2 separate regions of the Mus musculus genome follow, and region 2 is linked to region 1. Evidence: chromatin loops called from intact Hi-C (ENCODE). Cell type or tissue: gastrocnemius. All regions are shown on one strand. Each heading gives the region's core, and the rest is flanking DNA. Links, peaks and the distances in the headings are about the cores only. Region 1 overlaps Plcb4 (phospholipase C, beta 4). Region 2 holds the start of Gm14210 (predicted gene 14210).

The links. Peaks named below come from ENCODE experiments on the same cell type or tissue, not always from the same donor. Only the 100,000 strongest peaks of a DNase experiment are listed, where the experiment ranks them.
Region 2: it touches region 1 in a loop (2.0-fold over the local background); 1 of 42 quality-filtered maps calls a loop at or near these places.

Annotation. Positions count from the first base shown.
Region 1 is chr2:135,868,482-135,883,955 of GRCm38, reverse strand. It overlaps Plcb4 (phospholipase C, beta 4), which reads right to left. Exons shown (of 39, transcript NM_001355153.1): 4 at 6,475-6,573. The coding sequence starts at 6,558. Among named protein-coding and RNA genes, the nearest start is that of Gm14210, 63 kb to the right of the region's middle. In gastrocnemius, for the core only: no CTCF peak of the experiment used is centred there; a DNase peak (open chromatin) is centred at 8,220.
Region 2 is chr2:135,802,968-135,818,441 of GRCm38, reverse strand. Plcb4 (phospholipase C, beta 4) reads right to left here. Exons shown (of 39, transcript NM_001355153.1): 3 at 12,837-12,893. It overlaps Gm14210 (predicted gene 14210), which reads left to right and starts at 5,428. Exons shown (of 2, transcript NR_166432.1): 1 at 5,428-5,662; 2 at 6,143-6,497. In gastrocnemius, for the core only: no CTCF peak of the experiment used is centred there; a DNase peak (open chromatin) is centred at 7,478; H3K27ac peaks cover 1,036 bases.

The sequences.
Region 1 (15,474 bases), core at 3,587-11,586:
TATTTAAGGGCCTTCCCTCAAATGATTGACTTTTATAAAAGGATTTGCCACAATTCGGTCAGCTGTCTACTATTCTATCAATTACAAATACAGGGATTTGTTTGTATGATTGTTTGTTTTAAATAAAAAATTCACATGATCTGGATCTAGTAGTAAAAGACCCCATGATTAGCCGTTCCACCCTGTAACTGTCCTTTGGGGGGAGTTATATGTTTAAACCAAAATAGTTCCTTTGGGAATCTTTTGAAAAGGTTTTGCTCTGTGGGCTTCCAGGACATTTCCTAAATTGAATGCTTTGCTCCACAAGGAAGCCTGGCCCCCTTGTCTGTGCCTTCCCTTTCTTCTGCCTCTGGCCCTTGCAACTGCTGCTTCAGTTCGCCTGGCCTGGCAGCAGCTGTTGCTACAAGCTGCCTCCCCTTCTGTGCATGTCGAAGGGGTTTGGAGGCAATATGCAAACCAAACCTGTTCAGGGCCCAACAGACAAAAAAAAAAGCAAAATGGTGTCCGTCATGACAACTTTGCACCTTACCAAATGCAACTCTGTGCTATCACACCTTCCCAGAATCCAAGAGAGATGGGCCATCGCCAGCTTGCCCTGGCAAGCTGGTTTCTGAACTTTTCCTCATGTGAAAATGTGACCTGAAGCAGTGTTACGGTAAGCAACCACTTTTTCATCCTTACAAGGAAGTAACTGGAATGCCCAATGCTTTTGTCTTTTCTGTTGCTGCTTTCTTTGGCCCTTTTTGGTCTGCAAAGGCAGCCTTTCCTACAAGGCTCAGTGCCTTTGAAACATGGAATGAAGTGTTGCTTGACTCTACAGTTAAACTACAGCCAGGCCAAGAACACAGCTCAGTGGGGGAGCACTTGCCAAGGCTGAGGGAGAAATACAGAGAGGAAAAGGGAGAGATTAAAACAGTGAAGATAGGGAGACCAACAGGAGCAACTAACCTGGACCCGTGGGAGCTCCCAGAGACTGACCCAACAACCAAAGAACTAGCACAGGCTAGACCTAGTCCCCCTATCCCCTAACAAATGTAGCAGACATACAGCTTGGTCTTCATGTGGGTTCCCCAACAACTGGAGTGGGGCTGCCCCTGAATCTGTTTCCTGACTGTGAATCCCTGTTCCCCTAACTGGGCTGCCTTGTCTGGCCTCAGTGGGAGAGGATGTGCCTAGTCCTGCAGAGACTTGATGTGCCAGGATAGGGGGATACGCAGGAGAGGGGATTCCCCCTTCCCAGAGGTGAAGGGAAAGGGGATAATCAGGGGAGGATTGTAGGACCCAGGGCTAGGAGGAGAGGTGGGCTGGATATTGAATACATAAGTTGATGGGGGGGGGGGGAATAAAACAGTGAAGAGCCTTAATCTAGACCAGTGTGATTTTTGTCTATTGACACCAGCATAACAAAGACAGATTAAGGAAGTTTGGGTGTTTGGATATGGGGAAGGGACTAGGCTCTGGCAAGAGACTGACTGCTCTCATTTAAACCCCTGTTCTGGATGTTCCTAGGAAGAAGTGGCTGTAAAGAATTAGGGGACTCAGATGCAGGGAACTAAGGGATTTCTTGGCTGTGAAACAGGAGCAAGGTGTTTTCAAATCTGGTTGTAGATTGAGATAACTGCATATATAGGCCAATGATAGTCATGCACCCTAAGAAGGTAGTTATGTAAGTTGAAATTAACTAAAATACAATAACACTCAGCTCTTGAATCCCATTAGACACACAGCAAGCCTGGGATATCCATGCTGGGTTAGTAGCTGCTGTCATGGCTTCTGAGCAGATTCGGCACACAGGTTCAGTAGAAGAATGCCCGCTTAAGGCAGCAGACAAGGAGCAGAGGGAATGGCAAGGCTCTTCCCGTGGTAACTCCGCTCATTTAAGCAGGGATCTGGGCTACAAGCTAATGCGAGGTGAAAGGGCACAGAAGTCTGTAAGGAGGGGTTACTTCCAGATGTGAGGAGACCAGACCTTCATCTCCTTGGTTGACATGGGGAATTTTATCTTTTGAAGTAATTGAGAAACATATATGTAAAAGATGAAGAGAGCAAACTGAACAAAGACTCTAGAAGAATAACTACATTATATCAAGGGTGTGTGTGTGTGTGGGGGGGGGGTGAATCAGAGGAAAAGGGCAACTGACACCAAGCTTGACAGCCTCAGTTTAATCCTTGGCCCCCAAAAGTTTCCAGGAGAGAACCAAATCCAGCAAGTTGTCCTCTGACCTCTACACAAGTGCACATGCCCCCCGCCCCCCCACACACATAAACAAATGGTTAAAATAATTTAAAGGCAGGCATGCACCTGGGTGGCAGACTGGGGCAAAAGAGAAGGGTTTGGGCAAGGGAACTTCCTCCCGAGGGCTGTGGGTTCTACTGTGAAGTGCTGTCACCCTCATCTGCTGCTGCCACAGCTTTAGTCAGTCATTTGCAAACACACAATACTCATGTGTTGCTGAGATTGGGTGTGAGACGGGGTTTTAGAAGCAAAGTAGTGTGGAGTGGCATCGGAAGGAACTGGAGGTTGGAAATGGGGAGGTACCTTCTAGAAAGTGGGAGAGAGCACTGAGGGATGGTGAGAGATACATACAACCCAGAAGCCCATGGAAAGGAGTGCTGTGAAAGACAAGGAGACATCTGAGCTGTGCGCATCTGCAAAGCACTGCTGCCCTTCTCTTCTGAAAGAGGAGTTCTTTAGGCACTTAATATTAAACATTTTTTTTGTCAACAAAATATATTTTGTACGTAAGTAACTTATAAGTCAAATTAGGAAGGAATACAGGGGGTTTTGTTTTGTTTTCAAAACAGGGTTTCTCTCTGCGTGCAGACCAGGCTCATAGATCAGGCTAACCTTGAACTCTCACAGAAATTGCTTGCTTCTGCCTCCCAAGTGCTGGGAATAAAGGGGTATGCTACCTTTAATCTTTTAATAGAACCACTAGGTAGATATTTTAATAGAAGTATAATGACAATAGAATTGGATGTTATTACAAATGCTATTGCAAAGTGAACCTTTGAAATTTCCGTAGCCTCAAAAAACAAAAACAAAAAACAACAACAAAAAAACCTCTTTAGGAATACAGATACATAAAAACAATGCATCAATGCAATATATATATATTGACAATTATTTGGGGGGGGTAAACCCCTTAGTAGTTATTTAACATTTTTTCCCTGACCATGTGGAAGTTAATCTATTGTTGCAGATGTGACAGCTGTTATCTGGAGCAGAAACCATGCATGCTCCTTCACACGTCAGCCCCTATGTTATGATGTTGCTAGACGCCTGGCTTTCCTTTTCTTTAGTTCTCCTACTTCCCACCAGCAGTCAGCTGTCACGTCTCAGGGTTGTTTATGTACAAACTGGAGAAGGAAGCCTTTTCCGGTTACACTTTTTACAAGTGTGCACTTTAATGGCCATGGCTCCAAAATACTGCATCTTATAGAATTGGAAAATGGTAAGAAAAATTGGCTGCCATCCAGCCTGAAACATGATTTGGCTTCCTGGTTTGATGTGTTCTTAGGAAAGCGCTCTGTTTACTCTATAAAGTTGAAATTCTTTGTTTTGTCTCTCACTGCGCTTCCCCATGAAATCACAGTGAGGACAATGAAGCCTGGCTGGTCTGAGTTTCACATGTGTTTGGTGTTTCTTCCCTCCAGGCTGGGGGAGTGTGCATGCCTAGAGAAGCAGAAGAAACTAGGATTTTCTAAATAGGAGTGAGTTGTTATGATTCAGAAGCCAAGAAGGCCATCACAAGGGTCAAAGGGGCACAAAAGCTTCAGCTCCTCCATCCTCGAACCTCGTGGCACTTTGTTTCCCAAGACAAATGCTTTTGCTTACCTAGCACTAAGAAAGATAAAACTCTGCTAGATATCACATTGGGTCTCTTTCGGGTGACCTCTCTGATTTATGGGAAAACAAGTAATATTTTTAAGCTATCTTACAGATTATCTGAGGCTGGAAAATCGCCTTAGAAATCTGAAAATCATTCGGGTCACTCGAGCAGTCAAGAAGTGTGATGTCTCACACTAGCCCACACTACAGAACCTTGGTACTGATGGGGTTGGAACAACATACTGCTCCAAAATACGACCCCTTGCCATTTGACACGGTGGTAGACTTTGGAAAGTCAGTCTCAACTTCCAATACTTCCCCTCTCCCACTTTTCCAGAAGCAGGCTACACAAATGTATGTGACATGGCATAAAGAGAGGCCCTGCGAAAAGAGTTTCCTGATCGAGGAAGATGGAGGGACACGGGAGAATAGAAACTGTCAGGGCTTGCTTGCTGAACCCTTCAGTTTACTAGCATTCCCTCAACCACAGCCGCTTGCTAATCTCACTCCACCATGAGTGTCTACTCCCCACAGAGCATACGAACACTTCCCATGATCTCCAACTCTCCATCTGCATCTTCCCTAGGCTCCTAGCCTTGTTTCAAACACATTACATAAACCCTTAGGATTTTTTCCCTACTGCCTATCAGTGAGAGAGAACAGACAGTAAATTCTGTCACCCGCGTTGCCATCCTGGTCAGTGGTAGCCAACCTAGATCAGGTGATCAGAAGGAAGCCTTGAATAGAACAGTTAGGCCCTGGCTTTCTATGCCACATTGTGTGATGTAAATATAGCCATTTACATGACTTACTCTCTGTACAAAAGAGTTGAAACTATAAGCTGTTTAGATGATATGTATTTCATATTGTTTACCCTAATAATTTGAGTCTGTAGAAACTCTGATTGCATGTGAGCTTCAAGGACTATCATCTTATTCTAATCTCAATTATCAAGGAAAAAATGTTGGGGTAAATTTCAGTTATAGGTCACATGTTCAGCCCTTTTGAGGCTCCAGGCTGAAGCACTAGCTCCAAAGAAGAAAGGAAGAAAATAATAACCAGCCAGACATGGTTTTATGCAATGCTAAGCATTACAATGAGCTTGACAGTGAAGTGCATTGTACTGGTACCTGGGAAGAGAAAAATAAGTAAAGCCTAGCCCGTGGGCTCTGGGAATGCAGACTACTTTTCAAAAGGTAGAAACATGATTAAAAAGTGTGATGGAGGTAAACCCCACGAAGGAAGACTTCCGGTGGCACAAGAGAGTTATGGACTACTGCAGAGGTCAAGGAGATGCCTGACCAGGGAAGATTCCTCATCTGAGTCCTGAAGGCTGAGCAGGAGCTTGCTCATTAAACCCCGGGAACAAGTGTACCTCAGGAGGAGAAAAGAGTCCACGAGAGATTGGCTATGATTACCATGGAGGGTGCATGAGAAAAACTAGTGGGAGATAAAATTGTGGAAGCAGAGAAGAGATGAATTATGGAAAGCTTGGGTTTTAAAAATGTATTCCATGATCTCAACTACAAGGGAGAAATAAAACACAAAATGAAACAAAATAAAAAGGCTAGAAGAAAACTGCCAGGCAATCTAGCTTCTGGTGGTAGGATATTGCTTTGATTCATCTTACAGTACAAAACACTTACTCCTTTTGTGGTCAAGTTACAAACATGCGAATACTATCACTTTAACACCCGAAGTCAAGGTAAGAAACAATGATGGCATTTTGGTTCATCATTTGCTCTTTCAATTTGATTTCTTGGAAATGTGACTCTTATAACAAGATACATGCTGCGAAGAGCAAGTCAAGTTAGCCAGCACAACCAAGTTCCTGGGCAAAGGCAGTCTCTACTTAAGGACACTCTCAGCCTCAGGGGGCTGCATATCCGCCCCAACACTCCTTGGTTCTAAAGGAATCATCTCCAGCTGTAAGAGAATTCATTTTAGCTTTCCCTGTGCCTTAGAGAAAAGTCCACTTTCATCCTAAACCTTTCCCCAGGTCATCTCCAATTCAAGTCTTCAAGGTAAGGCTCACCCTTCCATCCCTTCTAGCTCATTGATGGCTCAATTCCTGGCTCTACAGAAAGCCTGGAGCCACCGATATTTTGCAAAGGTGTGAACAAAAAGCCACAGAAGCAGAGGTGTGCAAAGCTTTGGTCATAACAGTCTGCACAAATGAAACAAGCAAATAAACTAGCACCAAGCCCAAGCACTGCTACACACGGAGAATAGAAAGGTTTACGAGGAAAGCTTGCCAAAAGCACGGCATTAACCCAAACTGTTCCTACATGAGCCCTATCTGTAAAATCACAATGATAGCAAACACCTTATAAGGAGCTCATCGGTGAATGAAATACAACATATGGAATGAAATAAGGCACTCATTGAGAAGTCAGCCTGTCACAAGGCGGTCACTTAATAAATGACACCCAGCATTGCTATCATTTTATCGGGCACGTGGTGATCATTCAACAACTCACTGACAGTATATTATCATTCTACCCCATTCTTCACCCTCTGCCATTGCAATTTTATAAGCCTCAAAGATGTTACTTGTGTGAAAGAACATTCAGCACTCTGATCAAAATTAGATAACTTTTTAGAGTGTTTTGAGAGGGGAAAAAAGTTAACGGCACTGTTACCTCTTCGTATCTGTCAAAAACTGCTCCTTCTTGCAAGAAAGAGGGCACTTCCTTCTGCCAGTTAAATTCGTAAGGTTTGGCCATGATGGTATTCAAGACCTGGAGAAGAACAAATGTCTTATTAGTGTACAAAATTAAGGTGCAAGTGATTATCAGAGCTCAGACATTTTATGTTGATATTCTTTAAACATGTGAGAGAAGTCCATAGAGGTCCGTAGGTCATCTTCCTTCTTATGTCTTCCCATCATCGGACCCCAAAACTTTTCCTCTTTGTCTCTAAACCTGGAGAAACACTTCATATACTGTGTAATATCTGCAGAGAGAAATAGGCCCATGGATCACCTCAGCAAGCACACACAGGAAGCCGCTGTCAGCATGACATACCAAAAACCAATATCACTATGGTGCGGTAAGACTCAGAAATGTTGTATGCTTAGCATGTGTGAGGCCTTGTGTTCAACCCCTATAACCACAGACAGGCAAATTAACTTTTAAATAAAACACAATATGGCAAGGCAGAAACAGTGGCACACTTAGAATTCGCACTACTTGAATTGCTGAGATGGGAGTTCAAGGCCATCCATGACAACAAAGAAAGACCCTGGCTATGGAGAAAAGGAAGAGGAAGGAGAGGGCTTGGAAGAAACTCAAAAGGATCCAATATAGTAACTTCATGGGTTTGCCAAAGTGTATGTAAAGAGGCATGGAGTTCTCTGTAGTATATCATGTGTTCTAGGATGTTCTAACTCATGTCAACTACCCCTTGTACTTTTTACCTTTGGCTTAACTTTGAAAGGAATAGCAGAGACATCTAAAATAAAATGTTCATATCAAACATGAAAAGAGAGTTTCTAACCATCTATGTTGTCTTTCACTGGTTTAACTCTGATTCTGCCAGGATTGACACAAGTACTCAGACTTAAGCACTCAGAAGGGGGTTGGATTTCTGCCTTTCTACCTTCTTCACTACTGAAATATTCATGTCCCACCTGAGTACTCCTTCCATCCACATGGCCTACGTACACCTAGGCCTCTGGGGACTGTGGCACCTGAAGGAACACAGGGACTAAAGGATCATAGCCTCTCAGCAATGATGGTGGAAGCCATGTCTGGCTTAATGTTGTTTAGAGATCTAGGGATCAAACCAAGGAATAAGGCATTTTGGGAAAATGGCAGAAAAGTATCCCAAATTTGTTGGATTTTAAGTTGGAGGGAGTGCTGTTCTCTGAAATACTTCCTGGAGCACTAGGGGCAGCAACCAAATTACTTTATATGAATGACACAGTGAAGACAAAGACCATAGCACCAGAAAATGTTGACCCAATCAACTGATTTTTAAAATAAGAAGCAAATAAAGGTATGCTTAATAATTCAACTCAGTTTAGAGAAACTCAGAGTATTAATGAAGTTACCTCTTGAAAGATGGGAAGGGGACTGCCATCTTTTTGTAATCACCTCAAATTGCCCAAGCAGCTAAAAGATTATGGTCCATGCCAAAGTTCTTCCATTTAAATTCACAGCTTGCCTTGGAAGTCCTTACCTACTTAAACCGGAAGCTTTAAACTTTCTCCTTTCCCTCCTCCACCTGCTAGAAAGGCATTACCTCACTACAGAGGACCCAAGGGAAAGGAACCACCTGAGGAGGATGGGGATTTCAAGGGAATGACCATCAAAGAGCTGAGACAATGAGGCAGCCTTTCCAGTGTACACACATAGAGCAGCTACTGGAAGGCAGCCAGCGGGTTTTACATGGGCCCATTGTCTGCGTCTTACACAACTGGACAGATTGTTTTACACGGGTAACCAGAGGACACTCTTCCAAGACTGCAGAGAACATGGGAGGGAAGAGCCAGGAGGGGAGTCCTGGATGGGCTCCTTCATCCGAGATGGCAGAAAGCGCCATCTAAATAAAGAAGATGTTGAGAAACCTGCAACCAGGAGGACCCAAAGAAGCTAAATAGTCAAGGGTGTGTGCACCAGCCAAGAAGATGCCCTGACAACCACACAGCACAGCATAACCCCTAAAACTCAAGACAAAAAAACACCCAAAATTATCTTTCAGAGATAAGAAATTGCCATGGAATTTCCAGTAACCAAAGTGAGTTAATTGCTTGAACCTCTAAAGAACCTGTGATGTTTGTAAAACAGACTACGGCCACCCTGAACTCTCAAATGCCTTGTTTTACTTCAAGCTAGAATCCAATTTGACACTGACATGTCATTAGTAATAATCTCTCCATTTGCTAAAAGTATCTCCATCTTCATCAAGCCATTAAATAGCCTTTTCAAAAAAACACCAAAACCAAAAAAACAAAACAAAAAAACCACCTATGGAGTGCAGGCCTAAGAATGGCAAAGAGCAGCAGTGTCGAAAGTTGAGGATAAGAGTATTCCTGTATACTTTGGGGGAAAAAGAATTTTGTAATTAACTTTTATGCCCTTGAAAGGCCCCTCACCAATGGCAATTTTACCAAGGATTGATTCTAACTCAATGTATGCAAAGCCTGTGGACAAAAATACTATTGTGCCATTTACGGTAGAAAAACATTGGCTGTCTGTGGTCCTTAACTAAGCAATCACTTAAATACACTACACATTTACATACTCTTATACTTATTAAAATCAGGCTGGAAAGGAAGGGCTGTTTGCCTAACAGTGGCCAAGCGGAAGGGTTCCTAAAACATATCCAGAGCTTTTGTCAAGCAAATATAAATACTCCCAACATGTGGTCAGGCAAATAGAAGAACAGTCTGATCCCAACTGTTCCACGCTATCAGAGTTTGGATGTTAAAGGTCCCTAAAAAGCTTGTGTGGGGGAGGCTTTCTCCCTAAGCTTTGATCCCCAGGCCTCTGACTTTATTCATGGATTTACAGACTCATAGCTCACTGGATTGGAAGGGGTTCTACTAGACAACTTATCTGCTTCTCTAGGCTTCTTTGCTCTTCCCCACGGAGTGCTCCCTGCCCCACCACAGACTCACAGCCCTTGGCCAAATGATGCTGGACTAAAGGTTTTAGTGAAACTGTAAGCTAAAATAAATCTTTCTGGCTTTAACTTCCTTCCTTCCTTCCTTCCTTCCTTCCTTCCTTCCTTCCTTCCTTCCTTCCTTCCTCCCTCCCTCCCTCCCTCCCTCCCTCCCTCCCTCCCTCCCTCCCTCCCTCTCTTTTACCACAGGAATGAAAGCAGTTAACACAGTACACACACACACACACACACACACACACACACACACACACACACAAGCACTACTTAAGAGTTGGTGATGAAACTTTTAGTGATAAAAAATACTTCCTTCTATTTTAAAATACAGAAAAGTATACTAACCACAGGTTTTATGTTTAGGAAACAACATTCTCTAAACTGAAAGAAAGATGACATTTAACAAATTATTTCTTTTCATAAAAATCTGTTCTTAAAGTTTCTGTATTTTCCACCAGAGCTCTTGGCAAGAACAAACAGTAAGAAATGACAAGCAAGGCTGTAAACTGTTTCCTCTCCACTTCTAGGCTTTCATTTCTTCACTGTCTACAGGAAGCCTCTCACACACAGGCTGGAAGGACTTGTCATTCAGCACCTAGCAACGGCTTCCTCAGTGCTGAAACCTGCATTAACATTTCACAAAGCTATGTTCTAATTTAAAAAAAATATTCCTTCAAAATTTTATACATGTGCACAAGAAAATATGATCATATCTACCGGATCCCTCCCCCTCCAACTCTTTGAAGATTTTCCCCAACACTTCCCCACAGAGATTCCATGTCCCCTCCCTCCCTATTCTCTTTTTAATAAGCCATCAAGTCCAATTAGTGCTACCAATATGTGCAACGTGTAGGGCTACTCACCCTTGTCATGGGGACCCTTGTCAGTGACCATATCCTCAAAGAATGATTCTTCTTTGCCCAGAAGCTACCAACTACCAATATTTCCTCAGGAGCTAGAGGGACCCCAGGAGTACGACCCTTAACCAATTGATGCCAAAGCTCTGGGTGGCTAGATCTTCTACGGGTCTTATATGCACAATCACCTGTATATAAGAGTTAATCGCTACAGTGGTTATTTCGTGTTCAGAAGACGACATTTAACAACAGCCCTTCCCATCCCTTAGTTAGTACATTCTTTTGCTTCCATAACGTTCCCTCAGCTTTGTGGGGAAAAGGGCTGGTTGGTTGATTGGAATGTCGCCTTTAGGGCTGAACTCACAGAGTCACTTATTCTTCACTTTGACCCGCTCTGCACTGACTGACAGCCACTGCAGGAGGAAGCTCCTCCAGCTGGGGCTGAGGGGCTCTGCTACTCTTGCTTTTGGAAATAAAACAGATTGCGGTGGTGTCAGAATTGATCTGTCATGGATTCTCGATTCGTACTTCAAAACCTATGGCTTCTGCCACGTTGAATCCAGATGAAGTGCAATTGATGCAAAGTAATCTCTTAGAGTTCCCAAACACACAGCCCACAGAAGTAAAATGAGAACAGAAGGGGGGAAAAGCCAGTATTTATCTCCATCTCTTGCAGCTCAAAACTGATCAGAGTTATGGTCAAAGTGTGACTCTATTTATGGGATAATTTAAAAATTTGATGAAAATACAATTTTCAAAAACTGTCTCTATAAAGGCATTAGGTGAACCTTATGACCATACTACAGGCTTCGTTACATCAGGACTTTCCAACATGAGTGGAAACCATGCTGAGTTATCTGGGGCATTAGAGAACAGCAGGATCTGAATACAGTAAACAGCCGATGGTTTATTACAGGAGTGACACAGGAATAGCATTCTTTGCCCAAAACAAGTCTCATGACTGACACTCCTACAGCATAAGACAGATTATGCTCAAGTAATAATCAATTTATTTAGTAAGTATTATATGATATGAAATTCTCAGAAATAAAGACTCATAGAAATGGGACAAAATTATGTTTTATACACAGCTTTCCTATTAATTGGACAGCCATATAAGAAACTGTAATAGCTGAGTAATGGGATACAATCTCACATTCATCAAACTTTGTTTGTTCACATGCTTCTTGTCATCTCTGTGTCTTCCTCCCTTTCCTATGGATATGAGGGTCTCTCATAGACAAAGAAAAAAGTCAGAAAGTGATCATCCTGCATTTCAGCTTAATAGACTCTGTATGCCAGGACACCAAGTGTTAGAGTGGCATGTTCTGAGCCCAGCAATATAATATAATTCAGTTTGTGATGACCGGTTTTCAAAGAAACAGAGTACAACAAAAGTGTAACTGTTCCCAGAAGAAGCTGATGCATTCCCCCGTATTGCTTGGATGTTGGTTGTTAAGACAGCAACATTTCTCATGCATGCCATCTGAGTACATAGCTAGGCCTCCCAAATCCTCTTAAGCAGGTTCAATGACTGAAACTGTATTAGAGTAGCTGTTCCTGACTGAGGATTTCTCCTCTCGTTATCCACTGTTAATCACTTCTTGCCTGGAAGCTCCGTCCCTCTGAAAGATGCACGTGATCACTTACGTTGGAGAGCCATAGTGCTGAGGGAGAATGCTCTCTGCAGAGGTCAGGAGTACTCATGCCATACCATTGCACACTTCCTTCTCTGGTTTGTACTCCAAAATACATATTAGGCCCATATCTGGCTTAATAGTATTTTTATACTGCAGAAATAATATTGTCATTTGTATATAAATCCCTTTTATATTAATACATTGCAGAAGATGAAGAAATTTGTATTTAATGTGACACAAGGAAAGACGTAAGAACAGTTAGAATGCCCACACACAGTCATGCACATACATGCTGGTATACATGGCAGTCCCCTTGGAGTGTAATAGAGTCCTATCACTTGGTGCCATCGTATCGACAGGACACCACATATTACTCATATGTTTGTGGTGATATTAGTGGAAACAAACTTATTATAATGCCAGTCATGTAAAAGCATAGACAAAATTATCTTCAGTGCACAAAACTTAATAATGAAAGAAGAAGGAGGGCTGGAGAGATAGCTCAGCGGTTAAGAGCACTGACTGTTCTTCCAGGGGTCCTGAGTTCAATTCCCAGCAACCACATGGTGGCTCACAACCATCTGTAATGGGATCCGATGCGCTCTTCTAGCATGTGTCTGATGACAGCTGCAGTGTGTGTATGTGTGTGTGTGTGTGTGTGTGTGTGTGTGTATATATATATATATATATTAAATAAAACTTTAAAAAAGAAGGAGGAACTTTCTATCTTATGGATTTACTACATGATACTTTTTTAATTCTTAGATTTGGTGTATACCTACCATTAAAATCATCAAAACAGTTTCTCCCTTACTAGTAGCTGTAAGCCATACAGAACGTTGGGCCCTCCTTGCTCTCACAGTGGGGTTTTCTATTAAGTTGTGAGGAAACATAAAGCAAAATGCCCATGCACTTGGAGAACCTTCAGTTTGGGGAAGAGGCTACAAGCATAGTATATAAAAGTCCTTCTGGTCCTTGTTTCCAGATATTCTAACCTGAAATTTTTGGTGGGAGAGGAAGTTGTCCTTGTAAAGATAACTGACATCAAGGGAGAGTTAATAAGAAAACCAGCTTCGGTTACCATTCGCCTCTGCTCCAGTTTCTTCCCATCAAACTGGCAGAAGTTGGTTCTGCATACTCAAAGTGGGGATTCAAACTAGAATCCTATGGGCAAAGTTCAAAGCGGGCTCAGGCTCTCTTGGCTTCTCTTACATCAGTGCTTCTCAGAGGTGGGCACTGTCATGTTTGATCGTCACTGTCAACATAACTGAATTTGTAATCACACTGGAAACATCTGGGTATGTCTTTGAGAATGTTTCTGGAGAGATTTCACTGAGGAGGGAATACGTGACATGAACTTGGTCAGTGCCAGACTGACCAAAACGGGGAAAAAGTCCTACATATTACCTGTTCTCTACTTCCTGGTCTGCTGAGATCTGAGGAATGCCTGCCACATGATTCTGCTTCTGCAACTCCACAGTATCTTCCTCTCTCACCGTGATGGACGTTATGTTCCCAAGCCATGAACCAAAATAAATTCTTCCTTCCAGGAAACTAACACCATACAGTAATCACCAGTGGTGATCACAGATGTATAACTGCAGGCTCCACTCATCTTTTCTAAATGAGAATCTTGGGGGGAGGGGCTCAAGAAGCCAAGGCATATCCAGTTAGGAGGGTGGCTCTGATATAAACTAGAGATTGAGAACAACTGATCGAGTCTTTATCTGACTAACGGAAGAGGTGGTCCAGAGGAGAGAGAAACCAGACGGGCATCAGGGATGAAAGTGAAGGTAAGGAACAGAATCTGTCAATAATGTACCTCTTCCCAGCCTGAGAAAGCAGAGACATGGAGACTGAGTACAGGCAGCTGCTTTGCTGTCAACACCAGTAGTCAATACTGAGGGCCTGAAGTTACTGGGTAATCCCTTTAAGCATTTCTTCCAAGCTTCGTTTTTTAAGGGTTAGGTCTGGAAAAGGAGCTGTGACCTTTAGTTTTAATTGTTGCCTTGACACACTCCAGCATGACCCAGGGAAATCCTTGCTGTCCGACTGTGCAGATTAGTTATGTAGGCATAACTATGGGAGAATTCTCTTGACTCTGCTAATTGAGGTGCTAATCGCCAGTTACAATTCCAGAAGCAGACTCATATCGCCTCCTGAACGTTCACTGGCAGTCTACAAGTGTCCCTTTCTCTATAGAGCTCCATTGCCACACACCATATTGCAACATGTTAATCTGAACTTCATCTACAGTGAACTGTAATGATCTGCATTTGCTGTTATAATGTCAATATCCTGGATATCAAAAACGACGAACGAGTATCTTTCCTTTTGGACAAACTCTCAACCAACCCTAAAGATGAACTAGTATAGTAAATTAGTATTTGCTAAGTGAAACTTAGGCAACTTTTCTCCGTGTCCCTGCTCTTCCCTCCAGCGTCTCCAAATGTCCCAGTGCTCCTTTCTCAAAGGACAAACCCCACTGCTTGCCTGGGATGCAGTCTGCAGAACAAGTTGCCATTCCCTATGTTGCTCTGCGGCCGGTTGGGCTTATCAATAATGTCTAGGTGGGATGTCTCCCTCACAATTTTCTAGGCCCCACACCTCAGCCCACTCCCTCAAGTGTGTACAGTTCACAGTGGCACCTGAGTCCTGGTGAAAGACAATGACACCCTGACCTTATCTGAGTGGGATGCGTGGCTTTGTTAACCCCTTTAAGAGGTAACCTCAGAGGCCTCTTATGTCTACCCCTCCCCAGCCTTGCCATCCATTTGCCCTTGGACTAGCTCTCACCCACTTAGATAAAAATGTCACCAACATAAATCAAACTTCTCAAAAGGAAAAAAAAACTACTTTACAGGCTCAACTTTTGCTTTAATTATCAGAGTATTTCAAAGGAGAGGTTTTTATTTTATCTTGCCTTGAATAATCTTCCTGAAGGTTGCCTCAGGCATGAATACGTGTTAAGTCTGAAGACGACAAGACAAGATTGCATAACACGGGGAAGAATCTGTGGATGGGGCGGGCCCCAGTTCAAAGACTCAAAGGATCCTTTCTTTTAAAAACTATTTTCTTATTAAAATAAACACACACACACACAATGAACTATTAAATTTAATCAAGATTCCTTGTAGTTAAACACTGGCTAAGCTGTTTTATAAATAGGCCACTGCTATTTATTACACAGGAGTCATAGGATGAGAATAAAGCTGAGGTCCATGCATGACCATGCATAATGGAACCGAGTCCAGACCATATATGGAGAAACTACAATATATATATACAAAATACATATGAAAATAACAGTTGTGCCATGCTCATAGCCCCAAAGGTATTATTCTAAGGCCGGAAAATCAGTCTCAGTTAAAGACATACAGCATAAATAAACCTCAATCACACAGGAGAGCACTTTGTGTGTTCAAAATGGTGTCATTTCAAACCTTCAAATGTTTTACATTAAACTCAATGATGGAGCTGATAAAAGCAAATCAGGAGAGTGAGAAGAAAGTACATGGCACGT
Region 2 (15,474 bases), core at 3,223-11,222, 65 kb after region 1:
CTGTCTAAAAAATTCTGCCTATCATTATTTTATTCTTAGCTGTTCATCATCTTGGGTTCAGTTTTAAAGTAACCTTCATAGTGTTTGGCCCCAAATGCAAATTAATCCCCTATGTATGCTGCACTATGTTGTCACCCCAAATGTGGGCTTAGAGCCTTGCCAGGCACGTGGTGAACATTCAAAACACATTTACAAAATGGAGGGGTAAACAATAGACACAAACATAAAAGGCAACCATTTATAAAACATTAATGGACAGGAAAATACTTTTCTCTAGGTCAAGTGTCATGGTGCTTACTATTAAGCCATTAAGAAAATGAAATCTAAGAGTCATTTCTGCATAATCAAAATAAAGCCATTTTTATTCATTCTAAGAAGACTATAATTTGGCTAAGAAGTAAACCAAAATATGCTTTCCATTTTAGCACCACAAGCTTTTGACAATATAATCACTGTCTCTTGCACTCTGAGGGTATAAGTGACATCTGGGAATTAACAAACTCTTTGATGCTCAAAGAAAAGACATTGTTCTTGCTAAGTGACATGCAGCCCTGACAGCAAATAAGTGAATGACAAGCCAAGTTTCCTCTCAGATTGTTCTTTTAAACAACTGGAAAGCAAACAGTCCAATCAAATTTTCAGGCTATAAGCAGAGCAGATAGTCCTCACGACTAAAGATAGTCTTTCCCTTCTCTTATTCTTTTCTCCTTTTTTTAATATAGTAAAAAATTTAAATATAGAATTATACTTTTATCAAAACAAAGTTGGAGAACTTTACACATTATATATGTGATATATGTATATATGACACATGATATATATCACATTTATATATATATATCATATATATCACATAAAACATATATATTATATATATACACATATATAACATTGATGTAACATATACATTTTTTAAACTACCTGCTGCCATACCCATATAATGCTTTCTTTTAATCTCACGTTCCCTTTTCTTTTCCTGACCGTATCCACGCTGTCTCATGCAGGGCTTGCTCCACACAAAACCAATCAGCTACTTTCGCCACTGCTCTCTCAGAGTCAGATTTGTTAGGTTGAAATACATAAGCTATGAACCACAATCTGCCCTTGATAACTAAACACGGCATCAAATGTGGAAATTGACTTGTTAACTTTACCAGCTGCCACAACCATGGGGGCAGAATGCCTTATAGACAAAAAGCACTTCTGACACTTCTGTTAGAGAATTCTCCAAATCTGGTTTTAATGGAAACGATGCTGCCTAAATGATGGGCCAAGTCTGCAGTGTGATCAGCCCGAATGATTTTCTTGGGTATTCTTGATTGCTGTTTCTAACACTGAATACTTAATGAGGGAAAGATCCAGCTTAAAAGAGGCTTCTAGAAATCTTCAGTATTTGTCCTTTTCCATCTCAAATTCCCCTTATTGATCACGGACACTTTGTACTGCCTGATATAAGGTCTGTGAGAAACCTAGGTTGTTCTTTCTAAATGGATGGACACATCTGTATGTGTGGATTGTAGATGTGTATTATAGATGCTATACTCGAAATGCAGCACCATGACCCAGCAATTACAGCCTTGTTCAATCCCTTTGACACACTTTACCATCACCTGATAAAGACACACACACACACACACACACACACACACAGAGAGAGAGAGAGAGAGAGAGAGAGAGAGAGAGAGAGAGAGAGAGAAGAGATATACAAACACACACACACTCAGAAGCAGTGGGGAGACTACGCCTTTTAGCTGTGTATTTGTGTGTGGAATATGCATATATACATTTTCCTGTGTGTGCCCATGTGAGCACAAGTGTGGAGGCCGGACCTTAATGTCAGGTGCCTTCTATTACCTTCTACTTTATTTTTTCAGACAGGTCATTCAAAAAACATTGAATGGCTGGCCACCAAGTTCCATGGATTCTCTTGTCTACACAATCCCCAGCCCCAGTCCCAAGGTTGCAAGGGTAATCGTCAGTTCCCAGCTTTACACGTGTGGTGGGGATCCTAACTAAGGTCCTCATGTTGTACATCAGGCACTACACCAACCAACCCAGCTCCCCAGTACCCTATGTGTCTTCTAACTGCATTTCAGCAAGAAGCATAAACATTCGCACTGTCCTAATGTCCAGGGGTTATAGCAGTTTCCTCCAATCAATCAGGAGCAATTGTTCATCTTCCATGACATGAGGACTTAAAGGAGCACCTGGAAATGCTTAAAGAGCAGTTACTGGGTAATTCACGGCTGCAAGTTCTTCAGAAAGGAAAATCCCACATAGTCCCTGCAATGCTCAAAGGAACAAAGCAGAGGTTAAATATTCTGGAAACAAGTGTGACTCATGCTAGCAATTGATTCCAACGAAACCAGCAGCCTCCTTCCTCACTGTGTTCCACAAGTCTAACTTCTTCCTGATTTAATGCCTGTACCACAGCTTGGTTTTACAAAACAGAGGGGTTTTCAAATAGTATTTATGTCAGTGAAGATGACAACTAATATATTTGGAACATGCACAAGTCACAATATCTGGTTGTCATGGCAAAAGGGAAGGGGAGTCTTCTTCGCAAAAGGCCACTAGAACAGGGGCTCTTAGATTTCTAATGTGCAGCTTAAAACCAGCAGGTAGGAGCTAGTTTTGGCTCTAGAAACACTCACATAGATTTTGTCAAGGTTTCTAGAGAAACCTTTTAGTCTGCAGTATGCTTGTGATATCCCACATGTACCAGAAAACTGTGGGGCAGCTGCAGCTGAATCAGAAAAGAACAAATAATGACAGAAACAGAAGCAAGAACAGGCACAAGGAGCAAAAACTGCACTATAAAAACTTGCAACCAGGAGATTCACATTTTCAGAATTCAAAACTGCTAAAAAGATATAGTAACCAAAATGGTGTGGCACAGCAAAAGAATAGGAATATGAAACAACAGAACACAATTGAGAGACGCATTGCTGCTGAGCCAAGTTAGTCCTTGACAGTGATACAAAGATCAAAGAAGGTTACTCAACAAAGACCCTGGGACTTGGCATCCCGAAGCAAGTGAATGCTGCTGGATCCTAGTGCCTCATATTCCATCCAGATCGGATCCATGACCGAGATATACCACAAACTACCAGCAAATGACCATTTTACCTGGAAGAAAACAGAGGGGAGCTTACAGTAAATTTTCATGAGCTTAAGATTCATACATGGCAACCGGGCATTAGTAGATCCAGAATATGACAATGAAGAATCAATGAAATAAAAGACAAACCTTAGCTGATAAAAATGAAACCCAAAAAAACCCAAAAAACCTTTGTTCACCAAAATGATATTTTCAAACACATGGAAATGCAACCAGCAAAACAGAAGAAAGGCTCTTCCAGTCACATCCAGAACATCTACACCTAACTCAACAACCAAAGGGCAAACAGACCACTTGAAATAGGCAGGGGTAGAAATAGGGCACTTGTCTAAGTAATAGTAAGAAACAAGTGAAAGGATGAAGGATACGACTAGGCAGGTAGGAATAAAGATTAAAAAACAGGGTGGGGACGCTGGCCTGCCTTGCACAAACTGTTCAGATCAGTGTATGCCTGAAATCCCAGCACACAGGAAGTGAAGACAGAAGGATTAGAAGTTCAAGGCCATCCCTGAGCTACACAGTGGGTTTGAGGTCAGATGTGGTACAAAAGACCCTGCCTTTAAAAGGAAAGAAAGGATTACAACCATGATGGGGTACAGTTTTATACCTACTTGGTTGACTACACTTTAAAAAAAAAAAAAGGTCAACATCTGTTGTCAAGGACAGCAAGCAGATTGTAAATTTCATGTCTGCTGGTTAAAAAAAAATGTAAATTAAGCAGGTACTGTGAGAAAGCACTCTAGCACCTCAGAGAGCTAAATGTTTACATTTAATTTCATCCCTGAGTAGATATTTTACAGAACTCAAACGGGGACTCATCGATACAACAGCCCAAAGATAGAACAGACCATGCCTATCAATGGATGAACAGACAAAGCACTCACATCTGATGGACATTGTCGTTTAGATATATGTGAAGGAATGAAGTTCAAGTGCTCGTAAGCATTTGAGTGAAATCTAAGTCGTCGTGTCTAACAAAAGACGGCAGGCACAAGAGGTTCCATACTGTGTGAGCCTAGTAATAGAAAATGTCCTAAGTGGGTACATTCACAGAGCAACAAGGCCAGCTGTTTCCTTCTGCCCTGATGACACCCGACTCTCCAGACAAGCCAGGAGATATGCAAAGAAGAAAGCAGCTGATGCTCCAGATGTGGAAGTCCAAGCTCATTGGTGGTTTCTCTCCTGGGAAAGTTTAGTTCTATGGTGGCTGGGAAATGGCCGAAGGAAAGGAGCGGGACCTAGCGAGTGCTTGATGGCAGGGGTTTTCTCTGGGAGAGATGAAGAGAGTTGGAACTAGGTGGAGGTGGCCGTTATGTAAAACTGTGAACTGTTCGGATCAAAGGTCAGTTTTTATAATCTGAATTTCACCGAATTGTAAAGAAAGCAGAAAGAGGAAACGATGAGGCAGAGCAGCCCAGGTTTTCCAGATGGATCGGCAGAAGTGAACCCCATGGAAGGGTGGGTGTGCCAGTGCTAATGATTGCGGGAGGATACCAGCAGAAGGGGAGCACATGAAAAGGAGGTGGACTGGAAAGAAGGATGGTCTTGGTTACAAGAGAGGAGCATCTGTGTATAGGCTAGAGCACAGAATTGCCAGTGTGCAGAGTCCCAGAAGGCAGAGCATCGTCACTGGGACAGAAAGGAGCACCAGGCTGAGGAGAACAGGTACCCCTTGCTCCTTAGGGCCTTTTCTTTACAGATGCTTTACGTGAACAGAAGAAAGGGCAGATAGCTACAGAGAGGGCAAATACGGAGCTCGTTAGAAGTGAGTCCTGAGCCACTGAGGTGGCCTATTATATATGGAAAACAAGAGGAGTGAAAGACGAGACAAACAGAGTGGAGAATCTCAGTATTCACTCTACGGCAGGTCCTACAAGCACCATCTCACACCGGTACCTCCGAAGATGCTGAAAAGAGTGGTACTGTGCACAGGCCAAACAAGGTCCACATTCACCAGTCACATTCTTTTGCTGGTTCCTGACAGATTCTCTCCCGGTGACAAGTTCAACATCACTAGTTTCTCAGTAAACTTAATTGCACTAGGAAAGTATGTTTCAGTTCTGGTTTTCCACAAAGTTCAATAAGGACACGTTCACATGTCCCATTGCAAAAAAAAAAAAAAAGAAGTACTGGATCTCTCCAAATTCCAGAGCACTGTTATGAAACATATTCGCGCTACATGGATTTCCTATTTGCCACATGGCTGCTCTGGCCTAGCTAACTGAGTCCTTGCTGCAAAGTCACCAGTTCTCTAGAAGGTCCAGGAGGTCACACTGTCACATGTCACACTGTCACAGGAAGCCACTGGAGTTGTCCTCCAACTGCTTCTCTCTGCCCTGATGACACCTGACTCTCCAGACAAACCACAAAATATGCAAAGGAAGGAAGCAGCTGATGTTCCAGGTGTGGAAGTCCAAGGTCATCGGTGGTTTCTGTCCCGGCAGAGTTTATTCCAATCCACAGTGCTGGGCAAGCCGCCTCTTCCCACCTGAGGACAGCAAAGACGGGGCATCCGCTGTTCTGTTAACTATGGAGAAGCAGGTAAGGGCTTTCCAAGGCAACCATTTCTACCTGCTTAAGCATTCCCTTGACATGTCCTCCACAAAAAGAAAAGAAAGTATTAAGAAAATTTCTGTTGAATTTCGTGTTTATTTTATACTTTTATTATTTCTGTGTGTGTGTGTGTGTGTGTGTGTGTGTGTGTGTGAGTGTGAGTGTGTGACTCTCACTAGAGAGTCAAGGCATTATACAAGTGTTCAGTTGTTGAGCAACAGTTCTAATCCCCGGTTTCATTTTATTTTTACGGTGCTAAAGATGGAACCAAGAGCTTGTCCGTGCTGGGCAAGTGCTTTCCTACTGAACTACATTTTCCTCATATTTTTCAGAAATTCAAAGACAGGTTAACAGTTCACCAATTGGTCAATATAGACTTCAGGGTAGAAAAGATTCTGAATATCCAATTTAAAATGGAAAAGTGCAAAATGGGTAACAGAACAAAGAATTGTTTCTTTGGAATAACAGGCTCTTCCAGGACCACTGAGCAACCCCTTCCCAGGGACTTCAACACCAGCATCTCATGAGCATCGGGTGAAAGCTGCCTAAGATACCTACCAGCTGTAGGTGCAAGAGCTAAAAGTCCACAGAACTTTCCTGGACTCTTCCTGTTTCTTCAAAGCTTAAGAGGGAACTGGAATTTGAATAAATCACAATGTGCATAATAGTGTCTCACATGCTTAAGTGAGAGGCAGAACAAGCTTAAGCCTGTACTGCAGTATAAAACTGACATTTTGTTTTCAAATGTATCCTTCTGTAATTCTGGTTAATGTTTCTCTTCTGCAAGGTTTCAGTTTAAAATAAACACAAGTTCTTCTCTAAACAGTTCATACATTCTTACAGTGCACAGGTATAGCATGTACCTGCCAACACGAGTCTATGATTAACATTTTATCCTACCCACTTTAATGACTATCTAGCCCATTCATGCATTTCAGAATAATAAGTTCCAGAGCTGAGGGCACTTTACTTAAAGGCTAATACAGTTGGCATTTTAATCATTTCTAAGAGACATGGTGACTTTGCAAAGGGGAGCCGGAAGGAGCAAGGGAGTGCCCACATTGTACCTAGTGTGAAGATGACACTCTAGAGGACAGGAAGTCCTATGAAATCAGAGACACAGAAACTGACACAATGCGGACCTTGGCTCCTGTCAGCAAAAAGTCGAAGGTCACAGTCTACTTCCTGCCCCTTTCCTCTCCATCCCGTGAGCCTGGGAAGGGTGGACAAGGAGAACCATCACTAGAGCAAGAAGAAGCTTCACTGGGAAGACAGAAAGAGAAACCCAGTGTCTGGCTAGAAGAATTCTGTCCTCTCAAGAAGACACATGGGTGACAAGCGTATGTCCTTTTAGTATGAGAAGTAAGGAATGAGAAATCTGCCCTCCCTTTCATTGTGCTATGTTTTCTTGTATTTTTTTCAATTCCTCAACATATCACTACATGAAGGGAAAGGTCTGGGCTATGGCCACGGCTTGAGAAGAACTCTGAAAGTAAAAGGAAGAGGAATGGAAGGAAAATGGAGGGACAGGGTTGGCCATTTAAGAGCTAAGCAACTTGAGATTTTGTTAAGGACCACCTGGCCTAAGTTAATGGGCAACAGAGAAGGAGAGAGCTGTCGTATGGAACTAAGAGTTCTGGAAGAATGTGAGCACATTCCCAGAGCATGACGAGAGGGGCGAGATGTGCACAGCAGGGCTGCAAAGGGCCCCTGACGGAAGCCATGAGGCATCAGGTCCAAGGCCAAGTCATAAAGTGACAGTGCCTCTGTCAGCTGGAAAAATCACCCCAGCGCTGAGTCAAGCCAAATCCTACAGTTGCTCATGAACAGACAATCCTAGAGGGGGAAAAAATAGGCTGCGTGACAAGAGAGATTCTCAGCCAGACCATGGCTGCCCCAGCCTCCTGCACCAATGTCAGCAGCCAAGTGTACTGCATGAGACACAGGACACAATCAGATCCTTTCCCAACTGTGGACCACAAAAAGGAGGTATCAAAGAGTTAGTGACTCTTGCTATTGCAAAACCCCACATTTTGTTATAAAGCAATTGATAACTGGATCATAACCCAATAAATTCTGGATTGTGGTGATATCTTACCTTATGAACTAAAAAGCTCCCCAGAATTTGGTCACTCCTTAGCTTTCCTGCATTCTAGTGAACACTGTTATTAAATATGTCTACCTACAAGTATGAAAATTCTTCTAGAACCTTCCACCTACCTAGATCACAAACATATGTTTTCCGTCTCAAAACACTGTTAGTATTTTCATTAGCATTTCTATATGCAACTCACGTTCTACCAAAAATTAATCCTAGAATATTATACCCCGAAGGTTATCAGTAACATCACACCTGCAAAATACAATTTTTTTTTTTACCTCCAGCTCTTTCCTGTCAGGCTCTCAAAAAGACTCTGATCCAGCTCACTTCAGCTGGACAGTAGTGCTGCCTGACTCTTACTGAATGGGGTTCCAAGCTGCGAGAGTCCCCAGCCCAGCCAACAGTTTTATAAAAATAGTAAAGCCTTTTACTAGAGGTTTGTATACCACTGTAAAGCTGTACTGTGCACATTGGCCCATGAAAACCAAATGTTACTTCCTGAACTCTTAAAATTTCACTATTCTGAGCTGAGATTTGCTATTAAAACAAACAAACAAACAAACAAACAAAAAAGTAAGGCTGGGAAGATGGCTCAATTGGTAAAGTGCTAGCTTTGCAAACCCAAGGACCTGAGTTCAATCCCTAGAACCTACATAAATATGTAGCACTGGTGGAATAGATTTGGAATCCCCAACACTAGAAGATCAAGACAAGTGGATTCAGAGGGGCTTAGTGGCCAGCCATCCTGGCCTGCTCAGCAAACTTTAGGTTCAGTGAGAGATTCTGTCCCCTGGAAAACACGGATAGCCTGATAATTAGGTTGCCCTCTAGGCTATACATACATATACATAAAAATGTAGGCACACTTGCATAAAAGTGCACCAGTGTGTGGAAATGCACCATGCAAACAACACACACATACACACACACACAAACATACACACACACACACACAAGATGTACAGTTGTTTTTTTTTTAAAGTATGACATCTTTATACTGATTGAATGTCAAATAATAATTTGGCTATTTTAGCATAATATGTCATTCATCTTAATTTAACCTACCAGTCAACCCAGCCTTCAGCTTTGGTCGATATTCTCTGTTTCTTTTATATTGGCATGTATAGCTCACATGGGCAGCACTGATCTCAGAGCTCAGGTGGACATAAATAAACTTTTGAGTCATTTTAAAACCGAAGGTTCCCCAGGAAATGCATGTGGTTCCTAAAAACGTTTGTGAAAATGTTTTCAAAGGATGAATAAAAGAGATAAGAACAAGAGATAATTAAGTCAGGCTGGGGATGTTGGCTCAGTGATAGAATGACAGTGGTAGTGAAGGTGGTGGAGGTGTGGTGGTGGAGTTGGTGGTGTTGGTAGTGGTGGGAGAGGAGATGGAGGAGGTGGACGAGGTGGTGGTGATGGTGGTGGTAGAGGTAGTGGGGGTGGAGGTGATAGAGGATGAGGTAATGAAGGAGGTAGTGGAGGAGGTAGTGGTGATGGTGGTGGTGAAGGTGGTGGTGATGGTGGTGGTGGATGGAGGTGGTGGTAGAGGTGGAAGTAGAGTAGGCGGTGGTGGTGGTAAAGGTGGTAGAGGTGTAGCAGGTGGAGGTGGTAATATCAAATTTGAACTTGTTTCTGGAAAGAACAGTTTCCAATCATAATATCACATGGTATCTTTATCTCTTTTTTCAAAGCACTGAAGTCATTACACAGTGCAACAATGATTTAAAGAATTTGAAATATTAAATTTTCCTAATTCTGATAGCTGAAAAATATCTATGTGTCTTTCAACACTGCAATCATTTGTGGACTTAGGGATTTGAAGGGATAGTATACTACATTCTCAAGGGAAGAAAATGCACTTCACATAGTTTCTGAGAGTGTTTAACTTCCACTGGGAAATAATGGGTATAGTTTCTGAAAGTGCTTCACTCTCGATGGGAAAGAATGGGAGAGATGGAGAACATGATTAAACTTTTTAAGTGGAGGCTCCTTCCACCACTGGAGCATCTTCTCTGGCAGTGGCAGACAGCAGAGTGTTGCCTGCAGCCGAAGGTTGATGGAAAAGGGAAACACCCAGCTCAGCTGCCTGCAGTGAAGCAGCATCTCCTGAGCGCTGGGCTGAGGAGCTCAGAGCTCCAACTCCATTCCCCTATAGGGCTGCACAGGCACCCTGTTCCACCTCCACTCAACAGTGTCTGCTGAGCGACCTGATTAACAAACCACTCCTGGAGAAATCTTCAAATTCCATATGTTGCTGTCATGATTTGTTTTTGATGTGGGGTATTGCCATCTACTTCAGGCTGGCCTTGAACTCTTGCCATAGCCACCGCCTCCTCCTCCTCCTCCTTCTCTCCCTCCTCCTACCACCACCACCACAGCATCCCATGTTCATGTGCCACCATACCCAGTCTCAGCTTAAGAAGCCTGACCTGAATACTATGCTCTGAAAATGTGAAACCATAGAATTCCATGGCTGTTCTTACTTCCCTATGCACCATAGCAGCTTTAATAAGCAAGAGTTTGGAATAAAAGCAACTCAACCATCTAATAAGCGACCAGATCTTACTCCTGAAGAACATTTGCATTACAATATATGTTAAAAATAGATAAAGATAAAGAAAAAAAAAGACAAAGATGCCAACAGCCAAGGCAACATAGTCCAGTTCTGAAAGAAATCAGGATAGCATAGAACAGTTCAATAAGGAAAGGGAGGAGGACAAGAGGAGGTGGGGAAGGAGAAGAGACAGAGACATTGGTGAAGCACATACATTACATTAGGAACTCTTCATACAATTAATATTTAATGAAAACAACTTGAAATAATTCAAAAAGAAACAATGTACCCCAAACACTAGTTTTTTTTAAGAGCCATATTTTAGTGATTATTCTGAACTGAAATCCCATAAGAAAGAAGTCTAGCAAGGTTTATTTTCATTTTCCAAATTTGAAAATCATCTTTGGTTTGGTTAGACATGAATGTTTAACAACATAAAAATGAGGGCAAATTGCCTAAAAATAATTATCGTGTTCACTGTGTAATCTTTTTTAAATATGTACGGGATTTTTGTCTGCATGTATGTCTGTGCACCACTTGTACGCCTGGTCCCTGAAGTGATCAGAAGAGGGCTTCATTTCCCCAGGAACTGAAGTTACAGACAGTCGTGAGCTGCATTGTAGGTGCTAGGAATTGAACTCAGGATCCTCAGAAAGAGCAGTCAGCATTCTTAACCACTGAGCAATTTCTCCAAGCCCAAACTGTATCGATGTTTAAAATTTATTGACTAACACTGGTAATAAGCTAAGTTCAATGTAGCACAAATAAACACAATTTAAAGCACACCACCATAAGAACTACAATGCACTGTGAATGTGCATTGTGGACATGAAAGAGACTAAAAAACACTTGGACTAGTGTGCTGTCTGAAACACTCACTGTTGGAACCAGAGGACCTTAAGCAAAATCCCAAAACAAAACCAGCAATGCTCTGACTCCAGGTCCTAAAGGTCCTAGATACTTTCTCCCATATATTATACAAAGAGCTGGATTTTATTCCACATTTTCAAGGAGTCATAATTCATAGGATCTATCTACTGAGTGGTGCTTAAGTGAGACCAAATGTTTTTACTTTTAGGAGCTCCTAGGGCGGAGAGGGTAGGATATAAAAGAATTCTCTTTGGACATGAGGGCAAGAGTCACACAATGATATCAGCCAGGTAGCCAAATCCAATCGGGCATTACAAAGATGGGGAAGGAAGAAGACCCCAGGGTGCCTGCTGTTCTAACTAAGGCCTAAGGACACCCAAGCCTCTTTCTCATCAAATGCCAGGACTTATACCACATGCCACAAAAAGCATTTCTCCTTGAGTTTAGAATATGTAACGAACCAATCCTCCATTCTGGTGCTGCTGTGATTCTTGACACAACTATCTATATTCATGAAACACTGATGCCTTCATCATTATAAAGCTAATAAAAAAAATGACCCATTTGAGGATGATGCAACTATGAGACAATGTAAGTAAGTATGGGAAAAGTGGACAATCCAGAAAGATATAATGAAAACAGGGTAGAAAGCAAATGATGTATCTATCTATACTGATTCAAAGTCTCTAAAATTACTCAGCATCCTTAACTGGACAGTGCCTACGAAGACAAGCTTATGAGTCACCCTTCAGGGGGTGGTAAAATATAGTACACTGGACTAAAAATAGGTAGGAGCATACAATAATAAATCTACTTTCTTGATCTTCTTATATCATTAAAGACTGGCCATTGCGAGACGGATTGGGTTATGCAATTCTTCCTTGCCCTCACAGAGAGGCCGGAAGACAACCAGCCAGGGTCAGTGCCAGGAGATAATGACGCACCTGGCATGGGAAGAGTGATAGGAGAAGCCCTGTACTCAGAATGCAGCTATTATGAGTAGCAGGGAAGTCGCTGGTCCATGGGAATCACTGACATATGGCTTCTTATCTCTTAAAGGAAGAAAGGGCAAACAGTGCGATCTTGTAAGAACAATTATAAAACAGCAACTTGATGAAGAGATCAGAAGGAGGTAGTCTCTCATCTTTGGCTGGGATCTGGTGCTACCTTAGAGCACTGCCTAGTATACATTTGGAAGTAACACAAACCGGCCATACAGAGAGTTCTGACTGCTGGAGCGCTTCATGAAGGATTTATGGGAAAGTTAGACAGGAATGGAAGGGATTACCTGGCATCACTCCCACAGGCAGCTGCCTTATCCTTGTGGATGGGCAGAGCTGTGAGTTCTCATGAAGGTGGGAATCTACTAACAAAACCTGTACCAGGCTTAAACCGTTACAAAGCTTTTCACTCCGTGGCCAGGCAGCACGGCCACAATCAGCAAGAACACGAGTGAGAGGCTAGTGGCCGGCAGAGTCAACAGCAGAACTCGTAAGATGGCACACAGAAACCCCAGGGGATTCTGCTTGCCTCTTTACCACACCTAGGAAAACAGCCACGCACCACCTTTAACAGACACTGCATGTAGATTCCCCCACCCGGGGGGGGGGGGGCGTTACAAGGTAGGTACTCACCAGGCAGCTGGGAGCAGCAAGCAAGGGAGGTCTACCCGATCAAATCCTGCACAGTCCCTGCAAAGAAAGCAGGGGCAGACAAAAGTCAGTGAAGTCCTTTCAGAGTTCTTGCGTACATAAGCACCCACGGATTTCAGAATGGAAATCTAGTATGTATCACTTCAGGCACATCAGGAGGCAGGAGGATATATTAAATTACTAATGATGCTAGATTTGGTAACAATGAAGGTTACAAGTCATCAAACTAGAGACGTTTACTGCTACATGCTACCTGGTTTACACATGGTCTGCAACAGTGCTATCTCCCACCAAACACTTAACTTAGTAATTAAGGAGCCATTGAACAGCAAGGCTATCTAAGATATTCAGAAATAATTGCACAATATTTTCCTGGTAAATAGGAAAATGACCTTCCATGATCTGGAACTTCAAGAACTCTTTCAAATGTCCTGAAGTGAACTGTCACCTGAAGAAATATTTCCCGGGAGTAAAGTGCTGAACCGAACAGATTCACAATGGAATTGTATTTGCAGATTTACAGTGAATTGCAACTATAAGCAAAGAAATGTTTTTCTCTTGTGTTTCCATATTTTCTCTAATATTAGGCTGTTTGCATCAAACCTGGGTTTGGTATTTAAGTCTTGGTTCTGCTAAGTTTCCAATTCTTAACAGAAAAAAAGTTCTAGGAGGTATCAGAAGTACATGGGAGTAAAAGGAAGCCCTCTGGCACATGGAAAACAGGTATAGATAGGGAGACAGGTGATCAAGATCTGGAAATTGGCATGTATGACAGTCTGAATTTGATACCCTGACCATCCATTTCTGTAAAGCCAGACGAAGCATGAATCGAATCATGACTGTGCTGGCTACTTTTATGCCAACTTCAATCAGTCAACTTGAATCCAGCCAACAAATGAAAATGATTTGGGGACGAAAACTCAACCGAGAAAACGCTTCCACCAGATCAGCCCACGGGAACGCCTGTGGTGTATTTGCTTGACTGATGACTGATATGGACGAAGCCAGCTCGCTGTGAGTGGGGCCACCCTGGGCAGGTAGGTGGTCCTGTGTGCTCCGAGAAAGCAGGCTGAGCAGGACATGCACAGCGAAATGAGCAGTACTCATCCATTTCCCCTCAGCAGTTCTTGAACTCCGGCTTCCTGCCTTGAGTTCCGGCCCAACTCTGCGATGAACTGTGGTGCAGAAGTGTAACGAAACGCACCCTTTCCTCCCACAAGTTGCTTGTGATCGTGGTGTTTCCTCACAGCAATGGGAACCCTAACTAAAACAAAGATGGAGACCCCACACATAAACTCTGAAATGATGTGCTATGAATGTTCCTATTTTATAAAACTACGAAGAGATATTCAGGCATCCCACAGATGCCAGGCTCTAGAGAACACTGCGGTTGCTGAATCACAGGTACCCTGACCAGGGCTAATTATGATGGCACTACGGCCCTCATGGAACTTACTGTGTTTTTAATATTATATTTGTTTATAGCTGTCTATGAGCATGAGACTGAAGCTGACAGGAAGATGAGGGTGATGTGTGTGCTGAAAACCATCACCTGCACCCCTGGCACTTAGACAGGCCCTGGCACTTAACAGAAGTTCAGAAAAACACCGCTGAATGGAAGAAATAATTACATGGTCCACCCAGAGCTGAGACATTAAATTTCTTAACTCTCTTGTGCTTGTTGGGGCTATCAAACAAGCCTAAGTCCTACGAAGCTCATGGGATTTTTTTTTTTGGTCCGGGTAGACCTATCGTTTTGTAACCCAAGGCTTTCAGACTACACATGCCTCTTTCCCATCTTTTCCCTGTATCCTCTGTGCTGTAGCATGGCACTGTGGGGAAACCCGTGTCTGCACACCTTACATGACCAGCTCATCAAAAACCACTCCATACTGACATGTCAGGACGATGTCATCTTCTGCAGGTGAGATCCCACCCGCCAGCTTCTGCATCCAAATGTTATAAATCTGGGCACTGAAGAGCTGACTGTGGTCTCCAGGAAAGGAATGCCCTTAATGTGACAAGAACCCAGGGAAGGGATGTCAGTCAGGAGTGCCTGTCTACCTGCTCTCTGGGTTTTGGACCTTTCAAGAAGGAAATACTTGATAGTCCAATCAAATGCCCAGATCCCAATACTGTACTGATCCTGGTAAAACAAAACCTGCTGTACGCCAGGTACTCAATGACAAGAGACAATCTACTCAACAAATGCCCTAAGGACAGGCAGAATCACAGGCAAAGCAAGGAAGCTGGCTCGCTACCTCACACAACATGTTCAAGTCCACAGCTACATAACTACAGCACGCTCCGCTGTTTACCTCCGACCTGCATCCTTCTGCTAAGCCCCCTTCATTACGGAAGCCTGGAGTGAGGGATTTCTAAGCCTATGCCTCTTCAGTAAGGTTTATGAGTGTGAAAGGAAGGGAAGGGCTCTACCTTCCCACTCTGCCTATCCTGTTGGCACCATGCAGTGAATGCCTATCCAGAGAGCTCTCTAGCTTCCCATCTGTCCCTCTGCAAGGCTAAATCTGCTAGTCTGAGAAAACATCCTAAATACCGCAAAGAAGTGTAATGGCCTCTTCATTTGCCATTGCCGGTGGATAGCCACACTGCAGCACAG